Linked DNA regions of Mus musculus: region 2 is linked to region 1. The links are chromatin contacts, found by POLR2A ChIA-PET in ENCODE. All regions are on one chromosome and are shown on one strand. The core of a region is the stretch at or near the end of the contact, and the rest is flanking DNA. Distances in the headings are between cores, read along the strand shown.

Region 1 (2,507 bases), core at 3-2,502:
TTAGCTTGTGAAATGTCCCCAACAACTAGATAACCACGCTATAGACAAGGTAGGAAACTCATGTTTGGGGACAGGGTCTTGCCTGGCTGTGTTCGGCAGGCTCTCACTGGTCGGTCTGGGGGTGGCTCCACCTCCACCTTCTTTCCAGGGTCGAAAGCATCAGCCTCCCCCTCTGAGTCGCAGTGTTCCTTCTCCCGTTTCCGTTTCTTCTCTTCCTGTAAGTATGGAAGAATAGAGGGCACAGAACAGCCAGAACCCTTTTAGACTGGTAATGCAGGCTCCGCACACGTCTGCGCATTCCCCAGACTGGGAAGAAGAGCCACTCCTGACACCTGACAGGCATCACCTGAAGATGCCCTGGAAGCCCAGAACTGCAGCAACGGTATAGCCAGGCGTGATTAGGGACCCATCTTAGGCCATTGAACCTTTACCTTCCGCTTCCTCCTCTCCTCCTCATCGAGGTGCTTCTCCTTCTCTGACTTTTTCTTCTTCTTTTTCTTCTTTTCTCTGTGTCTCTCCCGTTCGTGGTCTGAGCGATCGTCGTAGTAGCTGGAGTCGTGGCCAGATCCTGAGAGCTCTGTCACTTCACTTCCTCCCACCTTGAGCACCAGCTTCAGAGGCTTCTCCAGTGGCGTGTCTGTATAATCTGCACACAGACCGTACGTAGGTCAAGCTTGCAAAATACTGAGTAGAAATACTGCACCCCTGTGGGTGTGAATCTAGACAGCAAGGAGTTGTCAAAACCACAGACTATGTAATCTCAAACTGACAGATTGGTGTTCAATCCTCTCTTTCAAACCACAAAATCACCACTGAGGATATTCCGAGGGTACAACAACCCGACCTGAGACCCAGGACCCCAATTCCTTCACGGAAGCCCTCTTTTTGCTGCGGGTCTTCCTGGTGTCAGAGAGGAGGTACATAGTGGCTACAGGACCCAAAAAAGAAGCCTATAGCCTCTTCGCAGCAGATTCCCTTTTTCAGCTCTAACCCCGCCCCTCCTACGATTGTCCACTACCTGGCTCTAAGCTCCTCCTTCTCACGGGACCCCGCCCAGCACAGACCACGCCCTTCCCCTGGAACGCCTTCCCCTGCCCGTATCGGCAACCTAGACCCCGCCCGTGGGATCCGCACCTTCGTAGGACGAGCGCCATTCCGCCTTGTGCTTCTTGTGCTTTTTGCCCATGGCTGAGATAGCACGGGATCCGGTGAGAAGCGGCTGCCGGTAGCTCGACCTGCGCCAGTCGGAAGTAGCGCCTTCGCCACCGCCAAGTGCTTCCGGGTCAGGGTGGGGCGGTGCGCAGCGCGCGGCAGATTCGAAGCTCGGTGGGGCGGGGCGGGTTGCAAAGCGCCGAGCGGCTCGGGCGGCGGAAGTGGATTTGGCCGGCCCTTAGCCAAGGTGGATCCTCCTACATCGGAGAAGGCTGTCGCACAGGGCGCAGGGAGGCGACCGCGGCCTCACTCCGGCGGCATTCCCTCGGCTCCCGGCGGCGGCGCCATGGACGAGGCGGTGGGCGACCTGAAGCAAGCGCTTCCCTGTGTTGCCGAATCGCCCGCGGTCCATGTGGAGGTTCTGCAGCGCAGCGGAAGGTGAGCGTATATACGGAGTCCGACCACGCGGGGCGCGACCTGATCCGACCCCACCACGCGTGACTCCGAGTGGCACGACCTTACCCCAACTCTTAGGATTCCACCCCACAGCGTCCCACCCCTCAGTACGGCCCCACTTCGCACGACCTGAACAGCCTGACATGAACCCACCTAGTATGACCCAGCACACCTCCACCCCACTTCAGTTGACCCTAACAGCATGATCCGACTTTGCCCTCCATCCCACCACACATTACTCTTGAGTTTCACCTCTCACATTGCCGCATATCCCATCCAGACCCTACCACCATCCCAGACTATCTGGCAGGACCCCACAGCTCTCAACTGACTGGCCTATGGAGCACAGCCTAACGATGAGCTCCATGTAATAGGACCTGCTAAGCGACAGAAGTGATCTCCAGTCAATTAGGGGTGCAAGGAAGTGCAGTGTCAGTAGAGCAAGTATTTAATTTGCAAAGCCAGAATCCAGTGGCAAATTTCCTGTTACAAAGATTATGTACGTACTCCAGGTTAGACCCTACAGCTATGCATTTTCAGGTTTTCCTTAAAAGGGCTGCTAACATGGATTGAATGCTCATAATGTTTCAGGCTTGTCTCAAACACTGAATTTTTATTAATTTTCATAGTAGTGTGTGAAGAACTAGTGGCACCTCCTTTTTCTAATTAGCCTGAGGGTGGCTGATGGTATGACTGCAGGCCTGGGACCCTACAGTTGATCCTAAGACAGTACACTGCCAAGCCCCATCTTGACTAATGACTTTCTTGTATATGTCTGAGGTCTGAGGGAGGGAAGGTGTGTGTCTGTGTGTGTGTGTGTGTGTGTGTGTGTGTGTGTGTGTGTGTGTCTGAGTGTCTGTGTTTGAAACAAGTTCTTCTGTCTCAGCTTGCATGCTGAA
Region 2 (2,507 bases), core at 5-2,504, 270 kb before region 1:
CTTTGTCACTCTGTGGCTTACCAAAAACAAAAGCTGAGATTCTTATTTTATTTATTTAATTGAAAGGAAACAAGCTGAGTCATCTACTGAAGCAGTTCACATCTAACTAGGCTAGTTAACTGAATTCGTTAGGGAGCACCATGACTAAACACTCCACTATATAGTGGGCAGCAGGAGATTAGGGTTGGATATAAGGTAACTAAGGAAAACCGCAGCTTTGTCTTGGTAGCTGTGCCTCCCCACTTTGCAGTTAAACATTCATGAAGCTGAAATTTCTCCTGTTTTGTCATAAACTAAGGGGTCAGGGCACTTTCCCAGTTGCAACCCCTACACTAAGGGAGGGTCTGCATCTTTAAAAGACTGACTTCATCATATAATTTGCATTGTGGTTATGACAGGTTACCTATACTGTTCTTTCATTTACTGAAGATTTACCCCATCATCCATTGGCTTGGGAGAGCCAGACTTTGTAGTGATGTTATGGATAGGCACACAACTCAACAAATGTATGCAGAAAAGGTGAAAAAAAAAAAACACAACCAAACCTGTCAGGGTAGGGTTGTCATACCTGATGGGTGAGTGGAAGAACCTAAACCCCGCCAAAATTTACTAAAAGTTCGTAACAGTGTGGGGAAATCTCTGTATCTGCAGAGGTAGAACAAAGTTTCTGGCTGTTCTAGGTACCGGGGCGACTCGATGCTTCACTGCTTCCTTCAGCTGGAGTAATTCCACCAGCTGCTGTTTTGCTCGTGGTTTTGTTTTCTTCGCCGCTTCTACGTGCTACGCGAGCAGCTATCAGCAGGCAGCCCACTCTCTGTGGCACTGTCCTGAATACTTGAAATCTACTTGCTGTCAGAAACCTCTGGGGGATGAGGGCGAGGACAGCAAGAAGAAACAAATATACGAAATATAAGTAGTGGAATCTTGAATACAAGACACAGTAAAGATATGGAGAGGTGTGGAGAGACTAAGGTAGCTAAGGGGAGGAACTGAGCAAGGGCAAACCTAAGTGGTTAATCCGGAGAGAAAGGGTGGGTACAATAGGTGCTACTTAAAATAAGAGGGTCGGGAGAGCGCCAAACGTCAGACGGCGGAGCCAGGCCTGAATCTGTAATCCCTGATCCTGAGTCTGTGTCACCAGAAGCACAAGTTTCCTAAGAGTCTACAGAAAGATCGCCCGTACAGCGCCTTCAAGGTTACCCAGAGCCCATCCTTCCGCCCAGACGCCGGAAACGGAAGTGACCGCGTTGCACACTTCCGGTCCGGCTCCGGGAGGTGGCAGCGGCGTTGCGGACGGTGAGGAAGCTCTGCTCTGACAGCCTTGGGTGCCTGTGCGGTGGGCGGGGCGCTGGGCCCTCGACTGTGGCACAGTGTACCCCTTAGTGGGTTTGTCCTTGGCGAGGGACAGCATCGGCCGACGTTTCTGGCGGGATGCGACACCCTCTAGTGCGGGTCCCTGGGCGGGTTTGGGTTTGTCCTCGGTGTGCGTCCCTCCCATCTCCTTGGTCGGGGCTGCTTCTACCCTCAGAGTTCCCTTTTGCCCCAGAGGCCGGAAATCTGACAGTCCTCAAGCTGCCATTGGAAGCAGATTTGGTGGCGATCCAGTACAGTTTTTTTAGTTTTTGATTCTCTGTGTTCAGGTTTATGAGTGGACTCTTTCTTGCAAAGCTTTTTTGGTTTTGGGTCAGCTTTCCTTTTGCATCTGGCTTGTAACACTGCCACAGGAGTGCCTTTCACCTGTCAGCTGGAGTGGGGGACTCCATGCCAGAGGGATGGTTTGGTATTATGTTTAATACCTAGTCCTGTAAATAGAATTATACAAGTTTTAATGTTTTGGGAATGCTGAAGATAACATGTCAAACTAAAGCAAAAGAAAAAAAAAAAAGCCCGCAGTGAATCAGTCCTGTTAGAAGTGGTTGTGGAATCCTCTTTCTGTGGCCTGCTCAGATTTCCTGTCTGGGTACGAGTAATTTTATAGTCAGAAGATGAAGATGGTGTTTGCAATGCTGTTCCACTTGAATGAAAATGCAAAGAGAGAAATACACAGGGAGAAGCTACATAACTGGAAATGTACAATGGATTTTAGTGGTTTTCTGAGACTACTTGGGAATAGAGTGAAAGATTCCAGAAGGTAGGTCTTTATCACATCTGTGGCTGTTGAGTAGCTGAAATTAAAGGAAACAGTGTTATTAATTCCCTCATTTGCTGGATAGTCAGCAAATAGCCATTGTAGGTCCATGACTTGGATAGTATTAGATATTAGACTAAAGGGTGATTGACCGGGTACATTTGTGCTTAGGGGAAACAAGCTACTCAAGTAAGGACAATAAATTACCTTTTGCTGTCTTATCTTTGTTTTTAGAAGTGTTCAAAAGTAAGAAGTGGTATCTTGGCCACCCAGAGCAATGGTAAGGGAGTATAAGACTCGTGTTTGCCCACTGGGCTGCTGCTGAAGTGTAGGTAATAGTTGTTGCCTTCCAGTGACTAACTACCCCATGGACTTGGGC

The links. ChIA-PET counts read pairs that join two places held with the same protein, here RNA polymerase II (POLR2A).
Region 2: POLR2A ChIA-PET joins it to region 1 with 11 read pairs in embryonic stem cell. The contact joins the promoter of Exoc3 here to the promoter of Brd9 in region 1. POLR2A ChIA-PET finds 5 or more read pairs at or near these places in 2 of 5 experiments (Patski and embryonic stem cell).

The regions. Positions count from the first base shown.
Region 1 is chr13:73,936,573-73,939,079 of GRCm38, reverse strand. Brd9 (bromodomain containing 9) reads right to left here and starts at 1,252. Exons shown (of 16, transcript NM_001378947.1): 1 at 1,135-1,252; 2 at 432-646; 3 at 83-215. The coding sequence starts at 1,186. It overlaps Trip13 (thyroid hormone receptor interactor 13), which reads left to right and starts at 1,313. Exons shown (of 13, transcript NM_027182.2): 1 at 1,313-1,590. The coding sequence starts at 1,499.
Region 2 is chr13:74,207,447-74,209,953 of GRCm38, reverse strand. Exoc3 (exocyst complex component 3) reads left to right here and starts at 1,254. Exons shown (of 13, transcript NM_177333.4): 1 at 1,254-1,296.